Linked DNA regions of Homo sapiens: region 2 is linked to region 1. A link is a contact called in ENCODE Hi-C or POLR2A ChIA-PET data. All regions are on one chromosome and are shown on one strand. Each heading gives the region's core, a stretch centred on a gene start or an enhancer-like site at or near the end of the contact. The rest is flanking DNA. Distances are from core to core; before and after follow the strand shown.

Region 1 (5,500 bases), core at 472-2,971:
AGGTGATCTGCCCACCTTAGCCTCCTAAAGTGTATTACAGGCATGAGCCACTGCGCCCAGCATTTTTTTTTTTTTAAGACAGAGTCTTGCTCTGTCACCCAGGCTAGAGTGCAGTGGCACGATCTCAGCTCACTGCAACCTCCGCATCCCAGGTTCAAGCGATTCTTGTGCCTCAGCCTCTTGAGTAGCTGGGATTACAGGCGCCCGCCACTGCGCCCGGCTAATTTTTGTATTTTTAGTAGAGATGGGGTTTCACCATCTTGGCCAGGCTGGCCTCGAACCCCTGACCTCGTGATCCACCTGCCTCAGCCTCCCAAAGTGCTGGGATTACAGGAGTGAGCCACCACGCCCAGCCCATGTCATTCTTTTTCTTTTTTGAGACAAGGTCTTGCTGCCACTTAGGCTGCAGTGCAGTGGTGTGATCACAGCTCACTGCAGCCTCAACCTCCCACCTACCTCCCAAGTAGCTGGGACTACAGGTGCATGCCACCATGCCCACCTTATTTTTTTATTTTTTGTAGAGATGGGGTTTCACTATGTTGCTCAGGCTGGTCTCGAACTCCTGGGCTCAAGCAATCTGCCTGCCTCAGCCTCTCAAAGTGCTGGGATTACAGGCATGAGCCACAGTGCCTAGCCTGTCATTCATCATTCTTTTTTTTTTTTTTTTTTTTTTTGAGATGGAGTCTCGCTTTGTCACCCAGGCTGGATAGCAGTGGTGCAATCTCAGCTCACAGTAACCTCTGCCTCCTGGGTTCAAGCGATTCTCCTGCCTTAGCCTCCCGAGTAGCTGGGATTATAGGCACACACCACCACGCCCAGCTAATTTTTGTATTTTTAGTAGAGACATCGTTTCACCATGTTGGCCAGGCTGGTCTCGAACTCCTGAACTCAAGTGATCTGCCCACCTCGGCCTCCCAAAGTGCTGAGATTACAGGTGTAAGCCACCGTGCCTGGCCCTGTCATTCATTCTTTCAGCAAAAATTTACTAAGCATCTACTATGTGCCACGTGCCTTGCTTGCACTGATGTGCCTGGTACATAGGCACAGTATGAACAGTAACATTTAGGCCCCTCATAAAGCCTACAGCCTGTTAGGGTCAATGAGGCTCTTAGTGTTTTTTGGGTTTTTTTTTTTTTTTTTTTTTTTTTGAGATAGAGTCTCTTGCCCAGGCTGGAGTGCAGTGGCACAATCTCGGCTCACTGCAACTTCCACCTCCCAGGTTCAAGCGATTCTCCTGTCTCAGCCTCCCGAGTAGCTGGAATTACAGATGTGTGCCACCATGCCTGGCTAATTTTTTTTCTATTTTTAGGAGAGATGGGGTTTCACCATGTTGGCCAGGCTGGTCTCGAACTCCTGACCTCAGGTGATCCACCTGCCTTGGCCTCCCAAAGTGCTGGGATTACAGGCATGAGCCACCATTCCTGGGCTGAGGCTCTTAGTGTTTTTTTTGTTTGTTTGCTTTTTTTTTTTTTTTTTTTTTTTTTTTGTGGCTCTTAGTGTTTTAAGCCTTACTTCTGGCCCCTCTCACCTCTTACTCTTTGTTCTAGTCATCATGACAGAGTTGGGATTTCCCAAACTTGCCCCATTGCAGCCTCAGGGTCTATAAATATGCCAACCCAAAATTCCAGCCCTCAGCCTCCTGGCCTCATTAAGACTCAGTTTGAGAATCACTTCCTCTGAGCAGCCTGTACCTAACCCCACCCCAGATCTGCCCCAGATTATCGTGCACCCATCACTGGAGGAGTCTCTCGTGTGGTCGTCACTGTCCATTTCTTTGTGTGATGTCCTCACTAGACTGTGAGCTCCTTGCAAGCAGGGACTGTGACTAAACCATCTCTGTATCCCTGCTGGGGGCACTAACTAGCTGGTGAACCCATAAGTACGTGGACTTGAACGGCCCAGTGGAGGGTCTGTATGAGAGGTATCCGCATAGGGCAATACACGGTGTGAGAGAAGAACTGCAGCTTCAGAAGGGCTAGGAGGCCAGGTTCTCAGCAGGAGTTTCCAGAGCACATAGCCTGTAACCACCAGGAAACAGGCAGAGATACAGAGCCTCGAAGCTGAGAAAGACAGTGCCTTACTTCTCCTTGAAGAGGGGCCTTGTGTGGTGAAAGTAACACATCTGTGTTCTAATTTGACTCCTCACCGGCTATGTGACTTTGGGTTAGACGGACCTCTAATATTTGCATGGCTGATGGCAAAAGTGTATACAGAGGCCCACATACCATTTATCTAAATATTTAAAAGTTAAAAACTAACAAACCATTAAATACAGTTTTTACTCTATCCTATCCTATTCTGTTCTCTTACTTCGATGAATATACCTTCATAATGACCTGGGGCTAGGTTTAAATTTAACATTCTCAGATTCCTAAGAGTTCTTGGGGATGTGGTGGCACAAGGAGAACTAGCCCCTAACCTACATGCTGTTCTTCCCACCTGCATTAGGCAGAATAATGTCCCCTCCCCACCCCAGGTGTCCACACCCTGATCCCAGGAACCTGTGAATATGTTATCTTACATGGCAAGGGGGAATTAAAATTGCTAATCAGGCCAAGCATGGTGGCTCACACCTGTAATCCCAGCACTTTGGGAGGCCGAGGCAGGAGGATCACTTGAACTCAGAGGTTTGAGACCAGCCTGGGCAACATTGCAAGACCTCATTTCAATTTATATTACAAATTTATTTATTTTAATACAATAAAAATTGCTAATCAGCTGACCTCAAGATAGGGAGATTATCCTGGATTATTGAGGTAGCCCAAAATAATCACAAGGGTGCTTCTAAGTGAAAGCGAGAAGCATGAGTCAGAGTCAGAGAAGATGTGATGACAGAGGCAAAGGCTGGAGTGATGGGATTGCTGGCTTTGAAGGTGGCCACCAGCCAAGGAACACAGGTGGCCTCTAGAAGCTGGAAAAGGCAAGCAAACAGATTCTCCCTGGAGCCTCAGGAAGGACACAGCCATGGCTATACCTTGATTATAGCCCAGTGAGACCCATTTTGGACCTCTGGCCTCCATAAATGTCAGATAGTAAGTTTGCGGTAATTTTTTTACAGCAGAAATAGGAAATGAATACACTGCCTTAGTCTCTGTCCTGCACCACAGGGCCTCACGTTCAGCCCAGGGGTCACACCAGCTCCTAAGTGCAAAGTCACACTCACAGACAGATGCCCCTTGGCCACCCCTTGGGCCTAGGGGTACACACACCAGTGTTCTGGGGAGGAGGGACCCAGGGAAGAGGCTCTGGAAAACAGCAGGGAAATCTGGGGTTGTGACATGTGTAGCATGGTCTAGAAAGGGGTATGGGCTTAGGGTTGGCACAGCTCCTAGGCTGCACGGCCTCCTCACCTGCTCACTTGGGGTAAATGGCTTCACCTCCCTGAGCCTCATCTGTAAAATCAACCATGTGGATCATTATTGAGCACATCATCTGAGCCAAGTGTCCTACTTAGTATCAGAGATTTGAGAATGCCTCATCCTTGTCCTCAAGGAACTCATCTCCTAGTAATTCTGACCTCACAGGGCTTCTACCCAAGAAGGGAATGGTAGGTAAAGCAGCTGACACATAGAAACCCCTCAATAAACTTTATTTTCCATTCCTTTCTACTTAACCAAATCAAGGGGCTTACCAATTAAAAATAAAAATCCCTTGCCCAAACTCTTTGATGGATTCCATCTGCTCCTAGGAGGGGCCTAAAATCCTTTGCAAGCCCAACCTCCACCCCACTCTGTGTTCCACATACAAACCTTGTAATTCCTCAACTCCACCAAAGGGGCGCTCCTGCTTCTGGCCTTCGCCTTGCTGTTCCTGCTGCCTGGAATGTCTTGTCTTCCACAAACACCCACCCCTTCTCACCAAGCTTTCTCTTTCAGGGCTTAGTTGAAATGCCATTCTCCTGGTGAAGCCCTTCTCGGTTTCAGAACCCCACTAACCTGAGCAGGTTTACCTGCCATCTTCTCTCCCAACACCAGATAGGACTCTCTGTAGCACTGACCATGATGGCTATTATATGACTACTATTTGTATTACCTTTTGTTGGTTAAATATAAAATGAATTTATTTTCATAATTTTAAATTTCATGTTCTTCAAGACAAAGTCTCAAATGTATTATTTTTGTGTTGTGGTAAAATAAATACATATATCTAACATTTAGCTATGCCATTCAGTCAGTGGCATTCTGTAGATCCACACTGCAACCATCACCAGTATCCATCTTATCCATCTCCAGGACTTTTTCCATCCCATGCTCAAACTATGCACCCAATAAACAATAACTCCCTATTTTTCCCTCCCCCAGCCCCTGGCAACCATAGTTCTATTTTTATCTCTGTGACTGTGACTACTCTAGGTACCTCACACAAGTGGAATCATAGAATATTTGTCCTGTTCTGATTGGCCTATTTCACTTAGTATAGTGTTTTCGAGGTTCACCCAAATGGTAGCACGTATCAGGATTTCATTCCTTTTTTTTTAAGGCTGAGTAATATTTCATTGTATGGACAGACCACGTTTTGTTCATCTATTCATTTGCTGATGGATATTTGGGTTGTTTCCACTTTTGGCTATTACGAATAGGGGTGCTATGAACATCAGTGTACACATATTGGTTCCTGGGCTTTCCATTCTTTTGGGAATATGCCCAGAAGTGGAATTGCTGGATCAAATGGTAACTCTATACTTAATATGTATTACTTTTTGTCCACTTTTTATTGGTTTATGCTCCCTCCCCACTTCCTCCACTGTAGTCTAGCACCATGAGGGTAGAAGCCACGTCTGTCTTCCTCTGTGTTTCATTGTGTGGTACCCTCACTAGACTGTGAGCTCCCTGCAGGCACAGATTGTGACTAAACCATCTCTATATCCCTGGTGGGGGCACTAAATAGTTGGTGAACCCATAAGTAAGTGAACTAGAGCAAAGCGCCTAAAATAAAGGCGATACATCGATGGGTCCAGCATGGGCTTGGCCCTTCAATCAACATTTGTTAAATTAATGAAACAATGGCAATTTAGCTGACTTGGGTGAAGGCTGGAAGCCTGAAGCAGATGTCACAGAAGAAAAGTGACAACAATTCCTGACGGGGATTTTCACTCCCAGAGGTCCCAAAGAGACTGACTGGCCATAGATCTGCCTGGTTTTCTCCCTTTCTTTTTCTTTCTATGACTGGCCATAGATCTGCCTGGTTTTCTCCCTTTCTTTTTCTTTCTTTCTTTTTTTTTTTTTTTTCCGAGATGGAGTCTCACTCTGTCGCCCAGGCTGGAGTGCCATGGCGTGATCTCGGCTCACTGCAACCTCTGCCTCCCGGATTCAAGAGATTCACCTGCCTCAGCCTCCTGACTGAGTAGCTGGGATTACAGGTGCACACCACCATACCCGGCTAATTTTTGTATTTTCAGTAGAGATAAGGTTTCACCATGTTGGTCAGGCTGGTCTCGAACTCCCTCGTGATCTGCCTGCCTCGGCCTCCCAAAGTGCTGGTATTACAGGCGCGAGCCACC
Region 2 (5,539 bases), core at 153-2,652, 190 kb before region 1:
TTTGGGCTTTACATTCTAAAATTGGCAACTGGCTGAGCATGGTGGCTCATGCCTGTAATCCCAACACTTTTGGAGACTGAGGCGGGAGGATTTGCTTGAGCCCAGGAGTTCAAAACCAAGCTAGGCAACATAGTGAGACCCCCATCTATACAAAAAAATTAAAAAAAAAAAATAGCCAGGTGTGGTGGCACATGCCTGTTCTGCCGGCTACCTGGAAGGCTGAGATGGGAGGATCACTGGAACCCAGGAATTTGAGGCTGCAGTGAACTATGATCGTGCCGCTGTACTCCAGCCTGGGCAACAGAGCGAGACCCTGCCTCAAAAAATTAAAATAAAATAAAATAAAGTAAAATAAAATAAACAGGAAGTGGCTGGGCGTGGTGACTCACCCTGTAATCCTAGCACTTTAGGAGGCCAAGGTGGGTGGATCACTTGAGGTCAGGAGTTCAAGACCAGCATGGTCAACATGGCAAAACCCTGTCTCTACTAAAACTACAAATTAGCTGGAGGTGGTTGTGTGCACCTGTAGTCCCAGCTACTCAGGAGGCTGAGGCAGGAGAGTTGCTTGAACCCAGGAGGCAGAGGTTGCAGTGAACCGAGATTGCGCCATTGCACTCCAGCCTGGGCAATAGAGCGAGACTTGGTCTCAAAACAAAAACAAACAAACAAAAAACAAAACACACACACACACACACACACAGGAAGCTATCACATAAGTCAAGATTTCTGGTATCTCTTGAAAAATACAGCACAACTTCCAAATGCTTGGAATATCTGACAATTTGCCTATACTCCCAAGCAGAAAAGCTTGGCTGGAACTAAGAGGTACCTGCCCCTCTCTACTGGCCCAGATCAGGGTCTGGGGTGTGGGGCAGATACCTCTCAGCTGGGCCAGTAGAGAGGGTCAGGTACCTCTCAGCTCCAGCCAAGCTTTTCCACTTGGGTCCTGTGTTCCCCCTATTACCCACAGTCCCTACCACTCCCTATTGCCCCACACCAGGATCCATCACCCATTATGTTAATCTGCCTGTAGGCATTTGCATTTCAAAGCTCTGGCCTAGTGGTGAAGAGGCATTGGAATGGCATGTCCTTTTAGGTGATCTACTGTAATGTTGGTGCATTATCCCCATTTTACAGATAAAGAAACTTGCCTTTGGGGAAGTTAAGTGAATCAACATTTTAACGAGGCTGTATTAGAACCCAAGTCCCTTGACTCCAGGGTCTAGGCCCATGCCCCACCCTGGCCAGAGTTCGTTGTAAGAGATAACTCAACCGCAGGGGCAAGAGCATTGTGGCACCAGGGACCTGGAGGGGAAGTGGTAACAGGCACGGAAGGCCAGACCTCCTCACACTCACTCATCTGTGAGAAAGTACAAAAGCAAGAGAAAGCTGGCTTGGGGTGGCACTCAACAGGTGCTCTGAGTGGCACCCACGGCCAGGTCCTGGGAGAGGACAGAAAACAACTGGGACTCCTCAGCCCCCGGCAGCTCCCAGTGCCCAGCCACCCACAACACAACCGTGAGTAGCTTTTTTTGTTGTTTATTTTAGGCTTCTTCCTCATTCCCCAACACCTGTATTCTTTTTTGTTTGTTTGTTTGTTTTTGAGACGGAGTTTTGCTCTGTTGACCAGGCTAAAGTACAGTGGCACAATCTCGGCTCAGTGCAGCCTCACAGGTTCAAGCGATTCTCCTGCCTCAGCCTCCCGTGTAGTTGGGATTACAGGTGTGCACTACTGCGTCTGGCTAATTTTTGTATTTTTAGTAGAGACAGGGTTTCACCATGTTGGCCAGGCTGGTCTCGAACTCCCGACTTCAGGTGATCTGCCCACCTTGGCCTCCCAAAGTGCTGGGATTACAGGCATGAGCCACTGCACCTGGCCAAAACCTGTATTCTTACCTTATCCCTTCCCTCCAGGGACACAAGAAGCCAGGTGGGCCTGTCTGGGGCAGGGGATAGATGTCATTTCAGGACACCTGGGGTTGTGGAGGACCAGTCGCAGGAAAGTTCAGGGCTGGCATCCCCCTCCTAGGACCAAGAATCAGGACTTTGGCTTTCATTTCATTACAGAGACAAGAATCACACACACAGAGATGGCCTTACTGTGTGCCAGGCGCTGCCCTAAGAGCCTTTAGTGGTTGGATTTATTTAATCCTCACAACAGCCGTATGCAGTAGGAGCTATCACTGTTGTCCACTTGATAGGTGGGGGCTAGGTGACCCACCTGAAATCATGCGGGCATTGAATGAGAGCATTGGCTTGAGCCTAGGCACTCCGGCTTCGCGGCCCACCCTTCAGCCACCAGGCTATCCTGCCTTACGAGGTGTGGACTGCAACAGTAGATGGGGGCCAGGAAATGACAGGGGCTGGCAGAGGCCTTTGAGATGACCAGGTGAGTCCTGCGCTCTCATTTTATAGATGGGGAGACCACAAGGTAGTGTTAGGGGCACACTGGACTCAGGAGGCCAGGGGTCTGCTTTGGTGTAAGTTCCACTCAGCGGAGGGAAGAGCAGTATTTTCCAGTGTGCCCTGGGGTCAGCGTCCAGGTCTGAATCCCAGCTCTGCCACTGGTAGCTCGATGGCCTAATGCAAATCACTCCATTTCTTTCCTGCTCAGCTTCCTCTTCTGAGAAACATGGGCCTGAGAAGGTCACTCACAGGCTTGTTGCGAGTCAACTGTCTGATGCGGGCACAGGGCGGGCAGCAGCACAGGGCTCGGGAATGGCTGTGGTGGAGAGTTTGATCTTCACCCCATCTGCTCTTGCTGTGGATCTGAGATGAGGATAAAATGAGGCCTGGCTGCTTTTCCCTGGAATGAGTGGCAAGTAGACACGTTGGCAGCATGAAAACCAGGATGGAGGCTGGGGAGAAGTTCAGGGAGAGCTCAGGAGGTGGAGTCCCAATAATCCTGGCCCCAGCTCTGTAACCACCTTGTGGCTTACCAGAGTGACCCCCTAACCTGCGCTGGGCAGGTGAAGCATATCCTTTACCCTTTGGCCGGCTAAGGCCAGGATAAGGCAGTGAAGACGGGAAAATGGCAGCCTGGCTCAGCCAAGCAGAGCCCTCCAGCGCCAGCCCCCTCTCTTCCCACCTCATTTTACAGTACCAGTCACTCTTACTGCACACCCTCGGGTGTGCATAAATTGATCTTTTCTTTATTCAGTTGAAGTCACATTCAATAGGACCCTGAGCCTCATCCTACTGGGCTAGGAGGAAATTTAATCTCCAAGTGCACTGAGCTTCCCTCACTCCCATCCCCACCCATGCACATTGACCCAGAGGACACACAGAACATAAGCGTGAGGGAGGCTCCTGGGTCCTCCTACGATGGATGCCCATTGCCCAAATGGACTTGATTGTCTGAAGTCCAGCCTTGCCCACTTCCCTGGCATGCCTGGAGTCCAGATTCTTTGTAAGACCTGAAACCACTGTGTCTCATTTTGACATCCAGGATATATCACCCAGTGACTTCCCCCAGAGGTCCTGCCATCTTCCCAGAAAGCAAATTCTAGGTGCCCAAGACCTCGGTCCCCTCCCAGCCAAGGACAATCTCTCCTCTCCCCTTGGCTGTGGATGGCAGATGGACACTCTTCTCTCCCCACCCCCCACCCACGTGACCTAACCTTCTCACTGCGCTCAGGTTCTCAGGAAAGGACAGGAAGAAGGGTTGTCTTCAAATAGCTTCTGCTTCCTACTCTCACCCCTGAAAAAAGTCCCCGAGCCACGAGACACAAAGGGCACTCTGAAAAGAGACAGGCAGCCCTATCTTACAGATGAGAAAAACCAAGACTCAGCAGCAGTGTTGACTTGCTCAGTGTCACACAGCCAAGGAATAGCGGAGCCAGTGTGAGCAGAGAGTCCTGCGCTGTGGGTTCAGAGCTTGTGCTATCAATCACATGGAATCACATGGAAACCCAAGTCTCCCTCATCAATTACTCAGGCAACCTGGGGCAAGTTACATCACCTTTCTGAACCTCAGTTTCTTCAACTCTAAAAATGACGCTATCATAGCATTCCCAACCTGCCTCAAAGGGGCTCTTGTTTTTTGTTTTTTGTTTTTTTGTTTTGTTTTCTTTTCTTTTCTTTCTTTTTTTTTTTTTTTTTTTTTTTTTGAGACAGCGTTTTGCTCTTGTTGCCCAGGCTGGAGTATAATGGCGTAATCTCAGCTCATTGCAACCTCTGCCTCCTGGGTTCAAGCGATTCTCCTGCCTCAGCCTCCCAAGTAGCTGGGATGACAGGCATGCACCACCACGCCCGGCTAATTTTGTATTTTTAGTAGGGATGGGGTTTCTGCATGTTGGCCAGGCTGGTCTCGAGCTCCCGATCTCAGGTGATCCGCTCTTGTTTTTTTCTTAAGCGAAGATTGATGAAGCATTTACTACACATTTGAGCTCTGTGACCGTTCCTCATTAAGTCCTCACCACAGCCTAGGAGGGGGCTGCTATCACTAACCACATTTGCAAGGTGAGAAACTGAAGCTCACACAAGCTTAAGACTTATCCAAGGGGCCGGGCATGGTGGCTCATACCTGTAAGCTTGGCACTTTGGGAGGCCCAGGCAGGAGGATAGCTTGAGCTCAGCACTTCAAGACCAGTCTAGGAAACATAGTGAGACCCTATCTCTACAAAAAAAAAAAAAAAAAAATTAAAAATTAGCCAGGCATGGTGGCACATGCCTGTGGTCCCAGCTACTCAGGGGGCTGAGGTGGAAGGATTGTTTAAGCCTGGGAGATTGAGGCTGCAGTGAGCTATTATTGCCTGGGTAACTGAGCAAGATACTGTTTCAAAAAAAAAAAAAAGAAGGAGAGAGACTTGTCCACAGTCCCATAACTGGTGGTAATGGCAAAGCTGAGACTCAAGTCCAGGTCAATCTGGATCCAGAACCAAGCCATATTGTGGTGGGAATCAAAATAGGAGAACGGGAGTGGAAATGCCTCTAGGTATGGAGATGCAGGGCAGGCTCGGGGACTCATGATCAGGGTTGTCTTTACTGTGTCGCTCGCCAGGCTGCGTTTCAGATGCCATCACATGGACAACCCGAGAACCTGCGCTGGGGAGGAAATTGGAGGGATATCATATGAATATGGCCGGCTTCTCTCCTCCCACCCCAAACTGAGCAGTCCAATCCAGTCTTGTGAGGTGTCTACTCTGTGCCAAGACCCTGAGGCTCTAGCCCTTGGCCCAGGTGACTTCCTGTTTCCATGATGATCTCTGACAGACCTTCCCTGACTGTGCTTAGGCATTATCTTATGTAATCCTCACCTCGGTCCTGTAAAGGCAATTCTCTTTCTCTCCCCAAGCTATAAATGAGGACACTGAAGTCTCGGGAGAGGGCAGAGTGGGAACCCACGCACAGCCAAGGCTCTCGGTCCCCAGCTATGCTGCAGGGACCACCAGAAGAGTAAGATCAGGTCTCAGCCTTCTTCCAGCAGAACCCAGAACAGTGTAAAACTGTTCTCTTTTCCCTCCATCTCCTGGGGAGAGAAAGGATGTACTCAGTCCTCACGCCATGCAGCAAAGACCTCAAATGCCAAGGAGAGAAA

The links. Hi-C counts contacts between places; a loop is a spot of excess contacts on that map. ChIA-PET counts read pairs that join two places held with the same protein, here RNA polymerase II (POLR2A). Pooled maps may share reads with other maps.
Region 2: a loop to region 1 is called in a map with no recorded cell type, with 8 times the contacts of the local background. The contact joins the promoter of CNR2 here to the enhancer-like site in region 1. A Hi-C loop is called at or near these places in 12 of 37 single-sample maps with no recorded cell type and 4 of 50 pooled maps. POLR2A ChIA-PET finds 5 or more read pairs at or near these places in 5 of 52 experiments (A673, GM12878, OCI-LY7 and 2 more).

The regions. Positions count from the first base shown.
Region 1 is chr1:23,716,957-23,722,456 of GRCh38, reverse strand. No RefSeq gene overlaps it. Among named protein-coding and RNA genes, the nearest start is that of ELOA, 24 kb to the left of the region's middle. Within about 2 kb of position 1,721, at least 5 of the 41 ENCODE cell types and tissues checked have a DNase peak (open chromatin) inside an H3K27ac peak, as active enhancers do; they include GM12878, where a contact is called at or near this core.
Region 2 is chr1:23,909,225-23,914,763 of GRCh38, reverse strand. It overlaps CNR2 (cannabinoid receptor 2), which reads left to right and starts at 1,402. Exons shown (of 2, transcript NM_001841.3): 1 at 1,402-1,518. RefSeq lists enhancers at 1,076-1,590, 2,364-2,533 and a silencer at 4,504-4,553.